Regions from separate parts of the Homo sapiens genome. Here region 1 is linked to region 2. A link is a loop called in an ENCODE intact Hi-C map of the cell type or tissue named here. Cell type or tissue: heart left ventricle. All regions are shown on one strand. Each heading gives the region's core, and the rest is flanking DNA. Links, peaks and the distances in the headings are about the cores only.

Evidence for each region. Peaks named below come from ENCODE experiments on the same cell type or tissue, not always from the same donor. Only the 100,000 strongest peaks of a DNase experiment are listed, where the experiment ranks them.
Region 1: a loop joins it to region 2, with 5 times the contacts of the local background. A loop is called at or near these places in 11 of 110 quality-filtered maps.

Annotation. Positions count from the first base shown.
Region 1 is chr16:11,598,619-11,608,952 of GRCh38, forward strand. It overlaps a transcript of LITAF not described here. Among named protein-coding and RNA genes, the nearest start is that of LITAF, 17 kb to the left of the region's middle. RefSeq lists enhancers at 4,615-5,207, 6,657-7,156. In heart left ventricle, for the core only: no CTCF peak of the experiment used is centred there; a DNase peak (open chromatin) is centred at 4,919; H3K27ac peaks cover 1,515 bases.
Region 2 is chr16:11,647,131-11,657,464 of GRCh38, forward strand. No RefSeq gene overlaps it. Among named protein-coding and RNA genes, the nearest start is that of SNN, 16 kb to the right of the region's middle. In heart left ventricle, for the core only: no CTCF peak of the experiment used is centred there; no DNase peak of the experiment used is centred there.

The DNA of each region.
Region 1 (10,334 bases), core at 1,668-9,667, 48 kb before region 2:
TTTTAGGAAATGGTGAAAGCGGTGACAATGATGACGTGGCTTTGAAAGTTCCCTCTGGTCTCTTTCGCAGCGGCCACAGGACCTGAGCCAGCGCCTCCCTTCCAGAACCTATGTTTTTGTTCTCTCAGCTGCCCTGCCTCCTCCCCATGGTCATGACAATGAGATAAAGCAGCAGGCACCGTGCCTCATTCAGCTATTTATGTATTTATTTATTTTTTTAAGACAGAGTCTCCCTCTGTCACCCAGGCTGGAGTGCAGTGGCGCAATCTCGGCTCACTGCAACCTCCACCTCCCGGGTTCAAGCGATTCTCCTGCCTCAGCCTCTCAAGTAGCTGGGATTACAGGCACCCGCCACCACTTCTGGCTGATTTTTGTATTTTTAGTAGACATGGGTTTTCACCATGTTGGCCAGGCTGGTTTCAAACTCCTGACCTCAGGTGATCTGCCCATCTCGGCCTCCCAAAGTGTTAGGATTACAGGTGTGAGCCACCGCACCAAGCCTTTTATGGGGGGGTGGGGGGACAGAGTCTCACTCTGTCACCCAGGCTAAAGTGCAGTGGTGCGATCTCGGCTCACTGCAGCCTCCGCCTCCTGGGTTCCAGCGATTCTCCTGCCTCAGCCTCTGGGTAGCTGGGATTACAGGCATGCATCACCATGCCCGGCTAACTTTTGTATTTTTAGTAGAGACGGGGTTTCACCATGTTGGCCAAGCTGGTCTCGAACTCCTGACCTCAGATGATCCACCCACCTCGGACTGCCAAAGTGCTAGGATTATAGGTATGAGTCTTTCAGCTATTATGATGATGGTGTTGCTATTGACTTTAAGCTCCCCTTCCACCCAAAACAAAACCCTGCAAGGCCCATGAGTGAGCCCTGGGCTGGAACTCATGTGTTTCCAGAATCACAGTTTTGATCTGTTTGCTGTAGCCACAGCTTCGTGATAAGAAAATGGTCCTAGCCAAGCAAATGGACTCATGACACAAACCACCCCCTACCTGAGCTCTGGACTCAGTCTCCCCAAAGCCCAGAGAGGCGGCAGAGCCCTTCCTGAGAACTCTAGAGCCCTGTGTTACCCTAAGCCTCGTCTCTTCTCTGCCCCTCACCTCCAAAACATCTTCCACTCTGCTCACTCCACTCCAGCCACAGGGGCCTCCTCCCAGCTGTTTCAGAACTGTCCTGCCTCAGGACCTTTGCACGGCTGCTCCTCCTGCCTGGACTGCAGGCATCCCAGGTATCTATGTGGCCTGCTCCTTCCTTCAAACCTGTGCTCAAACACCACTGACCACTCTATCTGAGGTTATCCTCCCCTTCCCGACCCTCATGAAACACTCCCACCCTGTCACCTTTTTCTGTTGCACTACCATCTCCTTTTTAATTTTTTAATTTTTTATATTTAGAGACAGGTCTCACTCTGTCTCCCAGGCTGGAGTGCAGTGGCGTGATCATATAGTTCACGGCAGCCTCAAACTCCTAGGCTCAAGCAATCCTACCACCTCGGCCTCCCGAGTAGCTGGGACTACAGACACCAGCCACCATGCCCAGCTTGTTTTTGTATTTTTTATTTTTGTAGAGATGGGATCTCTCTGTGTTGCCCAGGCTGGTCTGGAACTCCTGGCCTCAAGCACTGGGATTACATGTGCCAGCCACTGCATTCGGCCACATTTGTCACCTCCTAAATAACTACATCATGGTTGTTATTCCACGTCTGTCTTCCCAGCTAGAGGGTCCCTGCTGGGAGGATAAAGCTTGTGTGTTAGTCACTGCTGTGTCCCAGATGCCTGGCATAGGCCTGTGAGAGTGGCAGGAGGCAGCCAAATGCCTAGGCAGATGGGCCGGGTCCCCAGCGCAACCCCACCTCCAAGTGGGAGACAGTTTAAAACCCAAAAGCCAAGCTAGAAGTTAAATTCTCGGACTGGATTGGGAGCTTGTCTTCCCGTTTGGCATGCTTTCCTCTAGCTGGCCCCCACCCTTCACCTATTTGACATATACCTACCTTTTCCTAATTGGTTTTCTACACCGTCATGCCCACCTTTGAGTGGTGTCTTCATTTTAACCTTTTTGCAATACTCACAAACCAGTCAGCCCACACTCCCCATTCTGAGTCCATAAGAGACCCCAGACCCAACCACAGGGGGAGAACTTCCCTGCCTTCAGGTAGGGGCACCAACCCTGTGTCCCCTCTCCGCTGAAAGCCGTTTTCATTACTCAATAAAATTCTTCCCCACCCTCCTCCTCCAATGTCCCGCATATCCTCATTCTTCTCGGGCATGGTACAAGAGCTCGGGAACTGCCAAACATGGATACAAGCTATAATACAGGCAAACCGGGGCATGTCAGTGTGGCTGAGTGAGGCCTGGGCAGGGTGTCGCCTACTGGGGGTCCCTGGTTTGGAAAGTGACCAAGAAGAAAAATCCCGCATCACCGGCACATGAAAAAGTGAATAAAGAGAGGGTAGTATGGACAGGAATGGAATGGGGAGAATCCTGATTCTCCATCCCCCCACCCTCACTCCTCCTTTTGCACCTGCCTCCACACACACAGGCGGCCCTCCAGACCCCATCCTGGGAATGTCACTCGGAGGCCTTAATGTCTGGAGGGTTTCCACAAATCAGACAAATAAAACCGCCTCCCCTTCCCACCTCCCCACCCTTCTGTGACAGAGGTCATTCCCCCACCCAACCCCATTCCACTGGCCTCCCTCCTCCACCCTGAACACCTTCATGGGGCTACCACAATTAGACCCTGAAATGTAGAGGAAATATTTGGGAAATCCCAGAGGGAAGGGGGCTCTCCAATTTTCTTCTCTCTCTTGGCCACACAGAACCAGGGTAAGGTTAGCTACTTGACCCAAACTCTTTCTGAACCAAGAATATCCTCTTTATAAAACCATAGTATTTTCTTAAAAATCGTGACTGGTTCCTACAAGGAAACACAGTAGGAGCCGCTTTTGTTTATTTATTAACTTTTTTGAGACAGGGTCTCGCTCTGTCGCTCAGGCTGGAGTGCGGTGGTGTGATCACAGCTCACTGCAGCCTCCACTTCCTGGGCTCAATCAATCCTCCCCTGCCTCAGCCTCCCCAGCAGCTGAGACTACAGGCACCCGGCTAATTTTTGCATTTTTTGTAGAGACGGGGTTTTACCATGTTGCCCAGACTGGTCTCAAATTCCTGGGCTCAAGTAATCCGCCTGCCTAGGCCTCCCATGTTGTCGGGATTACAGATGTGAGCCACCCTGCCTGGCCTGTGGCTTTGTAGTCCAGAATTCCACCCTGGGAATCTACCACATGGATGTGCTTGTTCCTGTGCCTAGATGGGATGTTCTTGCTCCTGTGCCTGGATGGGATGTCCCACATGACCTCAATAGTGATAGCCCCAGCGTGGAAACAATGCAAATGACTCCAGAAGGAGTTGAACAAATACCTCCAGAAAAACCACTCAATAAGATAACTCTGCCCAATGGGGCCGGGTGCAGTGGCTCATGCCTGTCATCTCAGAACTTTTGGGGAGGCCGAGGCGGACGGATTGCCTGAGCTCAGGAGTTCGAGACCAGCCAACATAGTGAAACCCTGTCTCTACCAAAAATACAAAAAATTAGCTGGGTGTGGTGACACATGCCTGTAGTCCCAGCTACTTGGGAGGCTGAGTCAAGAATTGCTTGAGCCCGGGAGGCGGAGGTTACAGTGAGCTGAGATCGCACCACTGCACTCCAGCCTGGGTGATAGAATGAGACCCCGTCTCAAAAATATATAAATAATAAGATATTCTGCCACTGTTAAGGAGGAAGGAAGAGCCCTACGCAGGCTGTTATGGAAATGTTATGGAAAGCAGGCTGCTAAATTCTTCAGTGTGAGTCCCAAGCTGTAGGACAGGGAGTCGTGAACAGCTGGCCTCGTGTGTCACTGTCTACAGCAGGTGTCTGTCTGCAGGTCACACCTGCAGTGGGGCATGAAATCATTTGATTGGGTTATGACGAGCCACCTTTCTTTGTAAACAAAATGTAATTGAATGGAATGGAATAGACTACACAACTCCAGATGGGCACTCCATGCCACAAGTATGGTTGAGTTACACTTGTGTTTTATTTCTATACGAGTGCCCGTGTGTACCAGGTTGTAAGATCTATTGTTCACTGTGGCTTGTTGCAAAAAAAAAAAAAAAAAAAAATTGGAAAGCCTTGAAATGGAAACTATCTAAAAGAAAGGACACAGGTGGGATTCAGTGACTGACTCACGCCTATAATCTCAGAGCTTTGAGAGGCCGAGGTGGGAGGATTGCTCGAGGCCAGGAGTCCCAGACCAGCCTGGGCAACCCAGCGAGACCCCATCTCTACAAAAAAATAACAAAAAATTAGCAGATTATGGTTGCCCATGCCTGTAGTCCCAGCTACTCGGGAGGCTGAGGTGAGAGGGTCCCTTGAACCCAGAAGTCCGAGGCTGCAGCGAGCTGTGATCACACCACTGCATTCCAGCCTGGGCAATCTAGAAAATAAAATAGAACACATTTAAAAATAAAAGGAAGAACACAAACAGTAAAGGGTGCCTCCCTCTGAAGAGGAGGAGGGGGTTGCAGGCAGGAGCTTTATATTATACAATTCTGTACTATTTGTGTGTTTCTTTTTAAACAATCAGCGTGTATTGCTTTTGCAATAAAATAAAGACCTTTAACAATCTTTTAGAAAAAATAAACTTCCCTGCCTCCATCCCCAGGATGGGGGCGGTGCTGTTTGAGCTGTCAGCAGGCTTTTGAGGTGAAAAAGACCAAATCCCTGCCCCAGGGGCTCTGCCTCCCGAGGGGTTTCAAGGGCCTCCCTGGCTGTCTTCCACGCGCCCTTCTCTTCCCCTCCAGAAATCCAGGGGAACATCCAAAAAGGAAACACGCCTTGAGATGTCGGTCTTCATTTTCCAAAATGGAACAGGCGCTCCAGTTTTAGCCTGGGAATGGCTGGAAACGCCCTGGGGGACACAGCTGCCTGGCAAGGTTTCCTAGCAGACAGAGCAATGCGGCAGTATCAGAAATGGTTCGGAAAATCCGCAGCCCCCATCCCAACCCGGCCACCTCAGCAGGCATGCAATTGTGTTTCCAGCTTAGCTGACAAAGAGCTCTCAGAACTCCTTCTTATAAATGCACATTTAAGAATCCACTAGAGGCCGGGCGCAGGGGCTCACGCCTGTAATCCCAGCACTTTGGGAGGCTGAGGCGGGCGGATCACAAGGTCGGGAGATCGAGACCATCCTGGCTAACACAGTGAAACCCCATCTCTACTAAAAATACAAAAAAAAATTACCCAGGCGTGGTGGCGGGCGCCTGTAGTCCCAGCTACTCAGGAGGCTGAGGCAGGAGAATGGCATGAACCTGGGAGGCGGAGCTTTCAGTGAGCCAAGATCACGCCACTGCACTCCAGCCTGGGCAACAGAGCGAGACTCCACTAGAGGCTGGGCGTGGTGACTCATGCCTGTAACTCCAGCACTTTGGGAGGCTGAGGCAGGAGGATTGCTTGAGCCCAGGAGTTTGAGACCAGCTTAGGCAACATAGTGAGACACTGGAGGGGTAGGTGGTGATGTGAAATTTCAGTTCTGTGTGCTTATTGTTCTAAATCAACCAAACCCATTCATGCCTGCTCTAAAATGTGGAATATGCTTGGTGGATTTTAACTTGGAACTACATTCACTGAAGGGAAAGAAATTCCTGAGAGCTGACCTCTCATGAGCCCCTGTGAAGCAAGTATTTCATATATCATTAGTTCATTTAATCCTCATTACGACCCAACTAATTGCACAGTTTTGTATCATAAATATATTGTTTAGATAGCAAAGGGAATTTATTTGCTCATATAGTTGGAAAGTCCATGGTGAGGACTTCAGGCATGGCTGGATCCAGGAGCACAAATGCCATCATCAAGAATCTCTCGGCCAGGTGTGATGGCTCACGCTTGTAATCCCAGCACTTTGGGAGGCCAAGGCAGGAGGATTGCTTGAGCCCAGGAGTTCGAGACCAGCCTGGGCAACACAGCAAGACTCTGTCTCTCTTAAAAAAAAAAAAAAAAAAAAAAGAATCTACTAGGTGGTGGCCACAGTTGTGTCACCTGGATGGTTCCCTATTATAAAATGTCACTGCAATAGATATTGCTGGGCACATGGCTTTTCTTTTCTTTTTTTTTTTTTAGGGTTATTTCCTTTGGGCAAATTCCCAGAAGTGTGATTACTGACGAGAAAAGTATAGACATTTCCAGGCCCCTGAAACGCTGCGTCAAACTGCTTCCTGAAGAGGCTGGGACCCACCCACGCCTGTTCAAGGAACTGCCTGCTCAGTGTAATGAAGCCACTGCCATCTCGGTCATCTTTGGATGTGAAACATCTGTTCTCCTGTGTCGGGAAGTTGGAGCAATGCGGGAAAGAACGGAACTTCCTTGCCTACTCCAGGAATCGGCCAGGACCACTGCTGGACGTGGGGCACTTGAATGGGTCCCTCACCCGTGTGCAGGCCCTCAGGGCTCCCAGGAACAGGAATGTGTCCTTTCCTCTCTCTCTCTCTCTCTCCACTGTGCAAACAGGGAGCCCAAGCTCTCAGCATCCCCCCAGCCAGCTCTGGATGGAGGATGAGCTGAATTACGCACCGTGGACTTCACCAGTGGGGCTGTGACAAGTGCCTGTGTCCCCGTGGGGAATGTGGCCCCTAGTATTCAATGGGGGGATGCCACGCAGGTCTGGCTATGTCTTCAGAAACCCCCACGAGGCCCAGGATTCCTCCCAGGCGGGATCCTGTGCACCTCCCGGAGGACTGGGAAGAGGGAAAGGAGCACAGCTAGCACTGCCCTGGGCTCCCTTCACAGTGTGGGGGACCCCTTCCCAGCCCCGTGTCTCTCTTTACAGCCCAGAGCCGCACAGGAGGGAGACTCCTAGGCAGGGGCCGCAAGGAAGGAAGGGAAGAAAAGGAGAAAGAAGGGAGGGAAAAAGAGAAATGAAAAGAAAAAGAATTGAGATGGGACAAGGAGTGAGAAGAGGGGAGGAAGCAAGAAAAAGTAAAGCAGCAGCCAGCCGGGCACGGAGGCCAAGGCAGGAGGATCGCTGGAGGCCAGGAGTTCGAAGCTGCAGTGAGCTATGATTGCACCACTGCACTCTAGCCTGGGCAACAGAGTGAGACCCTGTCTCTAAGAGAAAGAGAAGCAAGAGAGTTACCGTGAGAGCCCCGAGAGCTTCCCACACTACACATGTCACTCTCACAACCGCACCAGGAGGTAGGTTCCACTGTTCCCACGGAAACTTATCAATAGCTGCCTCTTTAGGATCAAGACCAACCTCTCCCACGGCCTGCGCACAGCCTGATCTTCTGGGAGCCCCCATTCTTCCTTCAAAGTGTTGCACACACAGGATATGTGATCATTGATTTAGTTGAGGGATCCTTTTTCGTTAAACTTATTGTGGGCTATTGCTATCAGACACAGAACAGGCATGATAGGCTGATGGCACTGACCTCTACACCCTACTCACCATCTGGTCTGTCTGATGCTATCCGTCCCACATGGTTCCCTCTGCCCCTGGATTTTTTTTAATTTTTATTTTTTAATTTTTTGAGATAAGGTCTGGCTGTATCACCCAGGCTGGAGTGCAGTGGCATGATCTCGGCTCACTTCAACCTCCACCTCCCAGATTCAAGCCATCTGCCCACCTCAGCCTCCCGAGTAGCTGGGACTACAGGCACGCACCACCATGCCCAGTTAATTTTTGTATTTTTTGTAGAGACGAGGTTTTGCCATGTTGCCCAGGCTGGTCTCGAACTCCTGATCGCAACTGATCCACCTGCCTCGGCCTCCCAAAGTGCTGGGATTATAGATGTGAGCCACCTCGCCTGGCCAGAAAAGTTCCTGAAGGAAATTAAAAGTACGCACATGAATGATAAGAAAGTGAAACAGGCTTACTGCTGATATTAATTTTATATGCACTGGAAAACCAAAACATTTCTGTGACTTGCTTTCTTGCAATTTTTGCTTTATTGTGGTGGTCTGGAACCAAAACCATAGTATCTCTGAGGTATGCCTGCAGCCACAAAACTACAACATGCCCAGGCTGGAGTGCAGTGGCACGATCTCGGCTCACTGCAACCTCTGCCTCCCGGGTTCAATCGAATTTCCTGCCTCAGCCTCCCGAGTAGCTGGGACTACAGGCCCCCACCACCATGCCCAGCTAATTTTTTTGTGTATTTTTAGTAGAGGTGGGGTTTTGCCATGTTGACCAGAGTGGTTTCGAACTCCTGACCTCAGGTGATCCACCTGCCTCAGCTGGTCAGAGTGCTGGGATTACAAGCGTGAGCCACTGCGCCCGGCCTACTTCACTGTATCCTTCCAACAACCTTACGAGCGAAGTGCTATTCCTGTCCTATATTATGGATGAGGAAACTGAGTTCAGAGAGCTTTCAGGAATGGCCCAAGGTCACACCACCATTTGGGAGTAAATCCACATCCTCACCCCAGGCAGTTTGGCTCCAGAGCCCCAGCTTCCACTGCTATTCTGAACTGCCTACAGTGTGGACCACGTTTTCTGTTCCAAAGTTGGGAAAGTAAAACCCCCACTCTCAGGGCAGGTGCCCCATGTATAGCTGCCTTGCCAAGCTGGCCTCAGCCTTGCATCACAGGCCTGCATCAGAGGATGCAATGTGATACTCACTATCATGTTCCCTGCAGAGCTGTGTCGAGAACAGTGCTGTCTCCTCCAGCACATTGCCTTGGCCCCTGTATAAGGGCCTGTAGGAGAAAAGCCCTTCACACCCAAGAAGGCTGGACTTCCCTTAAGCTCTTAATTTATTTTCAATTTTGGGTCAGTGAGAATCTTGAAATTAATTGGTTCTCTTTTTGCTCTGGCCACTAGGAAGCTCAGAGCCAAATGTATGTCCCACTTCTGAAAGTAGTGTGCTTTAATATGGGTATCATTCGGGAAAAAAAAAAAAAGTTCCTTCCTTCTTATTGTTTTCTACCTCAACGTCCTCATTAAAAAAATCCTGTTGTTTTGTTGGTATCTCTGTAAGTTACCTCGAATCCATCTTGGAAAAAGGCAAGGGTTGTGAATGCAAAAAAAAATTTAATAAATACAGGCACACATGAAAAACGAATGAACAACCATAACATCACCAGACCAGGGTTCATCAACCTTGGCACTATTAGTATTTGGGGCCAGGTCATTCATTGTTATGGGCGCTTGCCTGTGCATCATGGAAGGTTTGGCAACATCCCTGACCTCTTTCTAGAAACCAGTAGCACTCCTCCCCACATCATGGCATCCAAAGATGTCTCCAGATGACATCTCCAGATTTGTCTCCTAGGACCAAATTCCCTCCCAGTTAAGAACCCCTGTCCCAGCTCCCTGAAGGCAGGATCATTATGGTTTTACAACAGTAAACCCCCTCAGGCATGAAGCTGGCACTTAGCAGAAACAGCTGGCTGAAGAAATAAACTAATGCCTGCCCCAGTACATCATCCCTTTCCAGGCTTCCAGGACACAGAGCTCTTGCCATCTCGATCCTCCTAGCACCCCCATGGGATCAGAATTAGATCCTTGCGTCACAGATAAACCCCACTGGGGTTCAGAGAAGCTGAGCGAGTGGCCCAAGATCACACCGCAAGCACAGCCCAGGATAAAGGATAGAGTGCAGAAAGACTGCCTGTCCCTCGTTATGGTGAGAAGAACGGGGAGCAGTGAGGAAAGGGACGTAGCTGGATCATGGGGAACAAGTTGGATTCTACCGGGTGTGGGGAAAGGGGAGGGGAGTTCCCAGGTAGGGAAATCCCAGCATGAGCAAAAGCCCGTAGGCAGGAATTTGAGCAGCTTGCTTAAGAGTTGGGAACTCCCACAAGAATTGAAAACCTAAAAATCCATAGGAAACTGTACACAAATGGTGGAAACACCCCAAATGTCCGTCGACAGACAAGTGGATGAACAAAATCCGGTCTATCCATACAACGGAGCATTATTCAGCCATGGAAAAGAATAAAGCACTGATACGGGCTGCATCGTGGATGAACCTTGGAAACAGTACACTGAGTGAGAGAAGTCAGGTGTGAAATGCCACAGGGGGCCAGGCGCAGTGGCTCATGCCTATAATCCCAGCACTTTGGGAGGCCGAGGCAGGTGGATCATCTGAGATCAGGAGTTCGAGACCAGCCTGGCCAACATGGTGAAACCCTGTCTCTACTAAAAATACAAAAATTAGCTGGGCATGGTGCCGCATGTCTCTAGTCTCAGCTACTCGGGAGGCCGAGGCATGAGAATCTCTTGAACTCAGGAGGCAGAGGTTGTAGTGAGCTGCACTCCAGCCTGGGTGACAGAGTGAGACTCTGTCTCACAC
Region 2 (10,334 bases), core at 1,164-9,163:
CAGGAGGCAGAGGTTGCAGTGAGCCGAGATTGTGCCACTGTACTCCAGCCTGGATAACAGAGCGAAACTCTGTCTCAAAAAAAAAAAAAAAAAATAGCACTTTGATTGTATTATACCAGATATTATATATCTCTAGTGGGTTTTACCCTAAGGACAAAAGAACCACCATGAAACAGAACTACATTGAAATCCTCACCTGTACTCAGTTATCTTATAGGTAGTGATTATATTAGCATTCTGACAGTGAAGCTGTCAGGTTTTTGCCATCTCTTGCTTCCTCTCTCACCACATGATCTCTGCACATGCCTGCTCCCTCTTTGCTATCCACCATGAGTGGACACGGCCCAAGGCCCTCACCAAATCCAGCTGCCCAATCTTCAACTATTTTTTTTTTCTTTTTTCGAGATGGAGTCTTGCTTTGTCACCCAGGCTGGAGTGCGATGGCACCATCTTGGCTCACTGCAACTTCTGCCTCCTGGGTTCAAGCAATTCTCCTGCCTCAGCCTCCCAGGTAGCTAGGATTACAGGCGCCTGCCTCCACACTCAGCTAATTTTTTGTATTTTTAGTAGAGATGGGGTTTCACCATGTTGGCCAGGCTGGTTTCGAACTCCTGACCTCAAAAGATCCGCCTGCCTCGGCATCCCAGAGTGCTAGGATTACAGGCATGAGCCACCACGCCTGGTCCCAATCTTGAACTTTTAAACCTCTTTTCTTTGTAAATTTTTAAAAAGAAATGATTATCTTTGTAATATAGGATAAAGAAAATAAGAAATTGGCCGAGCACGGGGGCTCACACCTGTAATCTCAGAACTTTGGGAGGCCAAGGCGGGTGTATCGTTTGAGCTCACGAGTTTGAGACCTCCTCAAACTGGCGAAACCTTGTCTCTATTAAAAAATACAAAAACTAGCCAGGCTTGGTGGTGCATGCCTGTAGTCCCAGCTACTTAGGAGGCTGAGGTGGAAGGATGGCTTGAGCCCAGGAGGTAGAGGTTGCAGTGAGCCAAGATTATGCCACTGCACTCCAGCATGGGTGATACAACCAGACCTTGACTCAAAAAGAGAGAAAGAAAGACAGGAATGAAGGAATGAAGGAAGGAAGGAAGGAAGGAAGGAAGAAATTGTGTTAATGTTGTTAGAAACCCAGATTTTCTATGTTAGAAAAAAGGAGATATATGCCGGGCCTGGTGGCTCACACCTGTAATCCCAGCACTCTGGGAGGCCGAGGTAGGCGGATCACCTGAGGTTAGGAGTCTGAGACCAGCCTTGCCAATTTGGTGAAAACTCATCTCTACTAAAAAATACAAAAATTAGCTGAGTGTGGTGGTGCACCTGTAGTCCCAGCTACTCGGGAGGCTGAGACAAGAGAATCGCTTGAACCTGGGAGGCAGAGGTTGCAGTGAGCTGAAATCACACCACTGCACTCCAGCCTGGGAGACAGAGCAAGACTCTGTCATAAAAAAAAAAAAAAAAAAAAAAAAAGAAAAAAAAAAGGCCGGGTGCAGTTGCTCACACCTGTAATCCCAGCACTTTGGAGGCCGAGGCAGGCAAATCACAAGGTCAGGAGTTCAAGACCAGCCTGACCAACATGGTGAAACCCCGTCTCTACTGAAAATACCAAAATTAGCTGGGCATGGTGGTGCATACCTGTAATCCCAGTTCTCAGGAGGCTGAGGCAGGACAATCACTTGAAACCGGGAGGCGGAGGTTGCAGTGAGCCAAGATCATGCCACTGCACTCCAGCCTGGGCAACCGAACGAGACTCAGCCTCAAAAAAAAAAAAGAAAAAGAAAAGAAAAAATAAAATAAAACAAAGAAACTCTCAGAGACTATTGAGGTCCCTTCGAAGGTGAAGGACATCATGCAAAGACGTTCCTGTACTGACTATGATTCTGAGTGCTTTACAAGTTTTTTGATTGTTTGTTTGTTTGAGACGGAGTCTCACTCTGTTTCCTAGGCTGGAGTGCAGTGGCATGATCTCGGCTCACTGCAACCTCTGCCCCCCAGGTTCAAGTAATTCTCCTACCTCAACCTCTGAGTAGCTGGGATTACAGGTGAGCCACCACACCCAGCTAATTTTTGTACTTTTAGTAGAGATAGGGTTTCACCATGTTGCACGGGCTGGTCTTGAACTCCTGGCCTCAAGTGATCCATCCACCTCAGCCTCCCAAAGTCCTGGGATTACAGGCATGAGTCATCACACCCGGCCCTTTACAAGTATTAACTCACCCCTAGGAATATTATGCTTAACCTCATTTAATCCTCATAACATGCCTATTAGGAGGGCACGTGATTATGCTTCTTTTATACATGAGGAAACTGAGTCACAGGGAGATTACTAAGAAAATTGCCCAGGATCATGAAGCTGGTGGGTGGCTCAGCCAATATTTGCATTCGGGAAGTCTGACCCTAGAGTCCAAGGCCTTAACCATCTTCTGAGCTTCCTCTTCACTAACGTAGGTGATTTCACATAAAAGTAGAATAGGAAAACAAAGGAGGCCAACTGTCGTAGCTCATGCCGGCCATCCTAGTGCTTTGGGAGGCCGAGGTGGGAGGATTACTTGAGGACAGGAGCTTGTAACCAGCCTGAGCAACATAGCAAGATCCTGTCTCCATGAAAAAAAAAAATTAACTTAGCCAGGTGTAGTGGTGCACACCTGTAGTCCCAGCTATTTGGGAGGCTGATGCGGGGAGGATTGCTTGAGCCTACGAAGCTGAGGCTGCAGTGACCTGTGATCTCACTACTGCACTCTAGCCTGGGCAACAGAATAAGACCCTGTCTCAAAAAGAAATTTACAAATAAAAATTTAAAAGAAAAGGAAAATAAGCCGGGCACGGGGGCTCATGCCTGTAATGCCGGCACTTTGGGAGGCTGAGTTGGGCGGATTGCATGAGCTCAGGAGTTCAAGACTAGCCTGGGCAACATGGCAAAACCCCATCTCTACTAAAAATACAAAAATTAGCCAGGTGTGGTGTGTGGTGGTGCATGCTTGTAGTCCTAGCAACTCGAGAGGCTGAGGTACTAGAATCGCTTGAACCTGGGAAACGGAGGCTTTAGTGAGCCAAGATGGCCCCACTTTACTCCAGCTTGGGCAACAGAGCGAGACTCTTATCTCCAAAAAAAAAAAAAAAAAAGAAGAAGAAAAGAAAAAGAAAAAGAAAAGAAAGGAAAGGAAAGGAAAGGTCCAGAGGCTTGACAGAAACTCGGGAATGGTGGGGATAAAGGGGTGTGGTTCAGAACCATGGACAGCGCGCGCGCGCGCGCACACACACACACACACACACACACACACACACACACACACCACCAATCTTACCGCCTTGTTAGTACACAGTGCCTATAATCAGGGCTTTCAGAGGCTGACACCAGTGGGATCAGAGGCCAGCTGGGATGTGCTTGGCCCCATATCTTTTTTTTTTTTTTCTGAGACGGAATCTTGCTCTGTCACCCAGGCTGGAAGGCAGTGGCGCGATCTCAGCTCACTGCAACCTCCACCGGGTTCAAAGGATTCTCCTGCCTCAGCCTCCCAAGTAGTTGGGATTACAGGCACCCGCCACCATGCCTGGCTAGGTTTTGTATTTTTAGTATAGACTGGGTTTCACCATGCTGGCCAGGCTGGTCTGGAACTCCTGACCTCAGGTGATCCACCCACCTCGGTCTCCCAAAGTGCTGAGATTACAGGCCTGAGCCACTGTGCCTGGCCTCGGCCCCGTATCTGGGTTAGTTGCTGATCAAGCTTTCATGACACCCAGGCTCTCTGCCAGCCACATCTCACCTCCTCCTGACCTGCCTGGGGCCACCTAGGCTCTCTTCGTCAAGGCCACCCCTTAATAATAGGGATCGCCATTTAATTCTTGAAAATGCTCAGCCAGGTGGGAACGAGCATTCCCACTTCCCAGGTGGGGAAACTGAGGCTCAGAACGGTATCCAACTGCCGAGTTCATGCACCTGCGAAGCGGCTGCTTCTGGTACTGCGCCCTTGTGGCTCCCCATTGCCTCCCTCTTGTTGGCTCATGCTTCCCAGGAGGGTGAGCATGGGGTGCTGGTGGCCCTTGCTGAGAAGTGAGTCGCCCTCATTTTGTGTTTGTGTCATCCCCACAGCTACAGCTGGGAGCTGGGAGGAGGCATCTGAGCCGATGAACTAGGGGTAAGAAGGCTGCTTCTCCCAGCGAGAAAGGACCCAGCTCTCAAAGCACCTGACAATTCTACCTCCAGAAGATTCCTGGAACCTGTCCCCATTCCTTCCTCCCCAAAGCCCCAGCCCCAGCTCAGGCCATCATCAGCTCTTGCCCACACTGTAGGAGCCTCCTCCCTGGTCTTCCTGCCTCCTCCCTCGCCTCCCCGAATCTGCTTCCTGCAAGAGAGATGCAGACAGATGCCAGATACACTTTGAAAGTGGAATTGACAGGGCTTGTGACAAAATGGACAAATGAGTATATTTAGCTGCCACCAACAACGGTGTGACTCCCTTCTCTACCCAGGCCTAATTTTGTTTCTTTCAAGATAATTACCCAATAACGTGGGATCCTCAGGCTCACCAGAAGGCCCAGGCTGGAGGCCTTTCTGCTGGAGGCCATGTCAGGGGCAGCAAATTAGTGATTATGAGTGACGATTCTGCACTTTCTCTAACAATTAACGGGCCAGGAAATACAAAGGAGAGAACCGTTATAGACCAAAGGGGCTCTAAGAGATGTAGCAACCAAATGTGACATTTGGACTTTGTCTCTTGACTTGACCCAATGAACCATAAAAATATATTTAGGAAACAATGGAGGAGATATGGCATTTTTAGACGATATTAATGAATCATATCAAATGATACAATGCCGGAGACCTGAAATAGAATGATTCAGCAGGGGGCAGATGAGGAAGTGGGTGAGGTACAGCTGAAAAAAGGTTGTCCAGAGAAGGTTACACATTTCTCAAAAGACACACTTCGGCCGGGCGCGTTGGCTCACACCTGTATTCCCAGCACTTTGGGAGGCCGAGGAGGGTGGATCACGAGTTCAGGAGTTCAAGATCAGCCTGGCCAAGATGGTGAAACCCCATCTCTACTAAAAATAGAAAAAATTAGCCAGGCGAGGTGATGGGCACCTGTAATCCCAGCTATTCGGGAGGCTGAGGCAGAGAATTACTTGAACCCGGGAGGCAGGGGTTGCAGTGAGCCGAGATCGCGCCACTGCACTCCAGCCTGGGTGACAGAGCAAGACTCCATCTCAAAAAAAAAAAAAAAAAAAAAAAGACACGCTTCAGGCCCGGCTCAGTGGCTCATGCCTGTAATCCCAGCACTGTGGGAGGCCAATGCGGGAGGATCACATATACTTCATCACAGAGGTTCATGCCTGTAATCCCAGCCCTTTGGGAGGCTGAGGCAGGAGGATCTCTTGAGGCCAGGAGTTCAAGAACAGCCTGGGCAACTTAGTGAGACCCTGTCTCTACAAAAAATAAAAATTAAAAAAAAAATTAACAAAAAGAAAAGATCGCTCTCAAACCGGGTGTGGCAGTGTACACCTGTCGTCCCATCTACTGGGGAGGCTGAGGCAGGAGGATCACTTGAGCCCAGGAGTTCGAGGCTGCAGTGAGCTGTGATCTCACCACTGCACTCCAGCCTGGGCAACAGAGTAAGACTCTGTCACTAAAAGAAAAGAAAGAAAAATAAAATAAGATACACTTCCCATGATCACAGTAAATAGAATATGTCTGGAAACTGGGCCAGCCAGCAGCTCACAGGTGTGAGAATATGGTGGTGGTCCACCCCAGGGTGGTATCACTTGTTGATTATGTTTTTTGGTTTTTTATTTTGAGGCAAAGTCTCGCTCTGTCACCCAGGCTGGAGTGCAGCAGTATGTGATCTTGGCTCACTGCAACCTTCACTTCCTGCATTCAAGTGATCCTCTTGCCTCATCCTCCCAAGTAGCCAGGATTACAGGTGCCCGCCACCACGCCCAGCTAATTTTTGTATTTTTAGTAGAGACAGGGTTTCACCATGTTGGCCAGGCTGGTCTGGAACTCCTGACCTCAGGTGATCTGCCTGCCTCAGCCTCCCAAAGTGCTGGGTTACAGGCGTGAGCCACCACGCCCAGCCAGGAGTGAAGGTTTTAGAGCCAACCTGCCTGGTTCAAACTCTGCAGTGTGTAGTGTGACCTTTGGCAACTCACGTTCCCACTGTGTGCCTCAGTTTCCCCACCTGTTAAATGGAGGAATAACAATCTCTGCCTGACAGGGTTGTGGTGAGAGTTACAGGACTTGAAACATAGAACAGGGCCCAGCATGTCAAAAGCACTAAATAAATGTTAGTTCCGATTCTTGCTGTTAGGAAATATTAGGGTGTTTTTATGATTTTTTTTTTAAACTTTGTGTTTATCTGAACAGATTCAGACTCCCTCCCTGGGGGAAGATACAGGGAACCTGGGGGGTTTGCTTATTTTTAACAGATTTATTTAGTTATAATTCACATAGAATTCACCCATGTAAACCGTACACAGCAGTGGTTTTTAGTGTATCTGCGGACTTGTGTATCCATCACTGCGATTTTATTTTATTTTTGAGACAAGGTTTCCCTCTGTCACCCAGGCTGGAGTGCAGCGGCATGATGATAGCTCACTGCAGCCTCGATCTCCTGGGCTCAAGTGAGCCTCTGGCCTCAGCCTCCCAAATAGCTGGGACTACAGGCATATGCCACCACACCTGGCTAATTTTTGTGGGTTTTTTGTTTTGTTTTGTTTTTTGTATTTTTTGTAGAGACAAAGTCTCACTGTGTTGCTCAGGCTGGTCTCAAACTCCTGAGCTCAAGCAGTCCTCCCACCTTGGCCTCCCAGAGTGCTAGGATTATAGGCATGAGCCACCGTGCCTGGCCCATTACTGCAATTTTAGAATATTACCCCAAAGTAGGATACGGCTTCAATGTGGGTAGGTGGGTGGTAATTCTGACCTCTCTTTCTCTCTCTTTTTTGCCTCAACCTCTTAGGCTAAAGCAATCCTCCAGTCTCAGCCTCTCCAAGAGCTGGGACTAAAGGTACCACCATGGCTGGATAATTTTCTTATTATTTTTTTGGCAGAGACAGGGTCTGGTTATATTGCCCAGGCTGGTCCCAAACTCCTGACCTCAAGAGATCCCCCTGCCTTAGCCTCCCAAAGGGCTGGGATTACAGGGGTGAGCCACTGCACCCAGCCCCCTCAGCCTTCTTATGATTTCTCTTATGGCCAAAGGTGTGGGCCATGGGGGCACCATCTGCCCACTGCTCCCCTGGGGTGGGACCAACAGGCAGTTCCCATAATATTCTTTAAGGCACCCGTGAGCTGCCAGCTGGCCCGGCTTCCAGGAGCGTTTAGTTACTGCAACCACGTGAAGTATGTCTTTAGAGAAAGGTGCCCACAGACCTCAGTGTGGCTTTCTCTAGATCAGTGATAACCTGCCACAGTTTAATTTCCTTCTTTTCTGTCCTGAGGGAGGGAAAAATGATTACAGCCTACATGGCCAGTGTTAAAGTTGCTGCGGGGCCCATCGAGGGCCATTGAGTGACTGGCAGGCCATTGACAGCCCCGGAATAGAGGGCAGCAGAAGAGAGGAATCAAGAATGGCTCTGGTGTCGGCCGGGCGCTGTGGTTCACGCCTGTAATCCTAGCACTTTTGGAGGCCAAGTCGGGTGGATCAGTTGAAGTCAGGAGTTTGAGACCAGCCTGGCCAACATGGTGAAACCCCATCTCTACTAATAATAACAAAAATAGCCAGGCATAGCGGCCACGCCTGTAGTCCCAGCTACGCAGGAGGCAGGAGGCTGAAGTGGGAGGATCTCTGGAACCCAGGAAATGGAGGTTTCAGCGAGCTGAGAGCTCACCGCTGCACTACAGTCTGGGCAACAATGTGAGACTGTGTCTTAAAAAAAAACAAAAACAAAAGCAAAAAAAAACTGGGCACGGTGGCTCATGCCTGTAATCCCAGCACTTTGGGAGGCCGAGGCAGGTGGATCATGAGGTCAAGAGATCAATACCTTCCTGGCCAAAATGGTGAAACCCCATCTCTACCTAAAATACAAAAATTAGCTGGGCGTGGTGGTGCATGCCTGTAGTACCAGCTACTCGGGAGGCTCAGGCAGGAGAATCGCTTGAGCCTGGGAGGCGGAGGTTGCAGTGAGCTGAGATGGTGCCACTATACTTCAGCCTGGTGACAGAGCAAGACTCTGTCTCAAAAAAAAAAAAAAAAAGATTGAGAATGGCTCTGGGGTATCCGGCTCAGCGACCAAGGAGCTGACAGTGCCATTTACCGAAGGGGGCAGGTAGGAAAGGGGCAAGTGAATCCACAGCCCCAATCTTCACAGAGGTGTTGTGAGGCTCGAATGAGATCTCACAGGCCTTTGGGGTCAGATGCAGCTGGGTTCAAATCCTGCCTCCTGCCTTCCGAGCCAGGTAGTCCTGAGTCAGTGACTCTGAGTCTGGGTCTCCCAGTCTGTGAAATGGACCGTGAATCCTGCCTCCGACGGGTGGGCTGTGAGGGGCAGAGGGGCCCAGGCTTCCGGTGCCCCCAGCACAAGACCTGGCGCGTGGTAGGTGGTCCATGCCTGGAGCAGAGTAGGAGGTCCGTGGCCTTAAGGGAGGTGAGTATTCGTATCCCCCACTGGCCACAGATCCTGCTCACACTCCCCTGGGGGAAATTCCAGCTCAAAGAGTACCTGTCTTGGGGCTGGGAGAGGCAGAGACCATGGAAAGACCCCGAGAGACCGGGAACTGCCTGTGAGGGGTTTTCCAGGCTGCAGAGAGAAGAGTCTGACAGGCGAGGGGAGGTGAACACACCACCCCTGCTTGAAACCCTCCATGCCTCCCCAGGGTCACACTCCCCAATGTCACTCACCTTCCAGGCCTGGCCCACACCCTCCAACCCCATCTTCTCACCCTCCCAGCCACCCTAGCCCTCTATGTTCCACCTCAAGCCTTTGCACTGGCTCCTCCCTCCTCCAGGAATGTTCTTTCCCTATTTTTTTCTTTTCTTTATTTATTTATTTTGAGACGGAGTCTTGCTCTGTCACCCAGGCTGAAGTACAGTGCCGCAATCTCGGCTCACGACAACCTCTACCTCCCAGGTTCAAGCAATTCTCTTGCCTCAGCCGCCCGAGTAGCTGGGATTACAGATACAAGCCACCACGCCCAGCTAATTTTTGTATTTTTAGTAGAGATGTGGTTTCACTATGTTGGCCAGGATGGTCTCTAACTCCTGACCTCAAGTGATCCACCCGCCTCAGCCTCCCAAAGTGCTGGGAATACAAGCGTGGGCCACTACACCTGGCCTTTTTTTTTTTCTTTTAATGAGATGGGATTTCACTCTGTTACCCAGGATGGAGTGCAGTGGTGCAGTTATAGCTCACTGTAGCCTTGACTTCCTGGGCTCAAGAGATCCTCCCACCTCAGCCTCCCAAGGACTGGTAGTGCTGGGATTGTGTGCTGGGACTACAGGCACACACTATCATGCTTGGCTAGTTTTTTCTTTCTTTCTTTTTTTTTGGAGGGATAGGGTGTGGGGGTGGTCTCCCTATATTGCCCAGGCTAGTCTCAAACTCTTGGCCTCAAGCAATACTCCTGCCTCAGTCTCCTAAAGTGCTGGGATTACAGGTGTGAGCCTCTTGCTCTGGGCCCCAGGAATGCTCTTTCCATGAGTGGCTTCTTGGTGTACTTTAGGCCTCAGCTCTACGTCCTCAGGGGATCCCACCCTGGCCCCTTCTCTATTGACGTCCCAGCCCCACCCACGAGTTGTCCCTCTCTGAAACTACATTACACAACGTATTAATTAACTTACATGTTCCTATGCTGACGGCTTCCACCGCTAGAAGGTCAGCGCTACGGGGGCTAGAATTTTTCTTGAGACGGAGTCTCACTCTGTCGCCCAGGCTGGAGTGCAGGCACCATCTCAGCTCGTTGCAACCTCCGCCTCCCAGGTTCAAGCAATTCTCCTGCCTCGGCCTCCCGAGTATCTCGGATTACGAGCCCCTGCCACCACACCTGGCTAATTTTTGTATTTTTAGTAGAGACGGGTGTTTCACAATATTGGCCAGGCTGATCACGAACTCCTGAACTCAAGTGATCTGCCTGCCTTGGCCTCCCAAAGTGCTGGGATTATAGGTGTGAGCCACCGCGGTGGGGAAGGGGGTCTGGAATCTTGTCTTGTGCATGGCTCCACCTGTAGGCCTTTTCTTGTGCTTCCCCAGTGGCTGAGCCTGGGCTGGGGCTGCCTGGGAGGAATCCTCCAGGAGCCCCAGGTCCCCAAGGAGGTCTTGGGAGGGCACCCAGGCTCTGAGCCCCCAGAGATGGTCAGTCCACAGCTCCAGGGCAGGGCGGGGCTCAAAC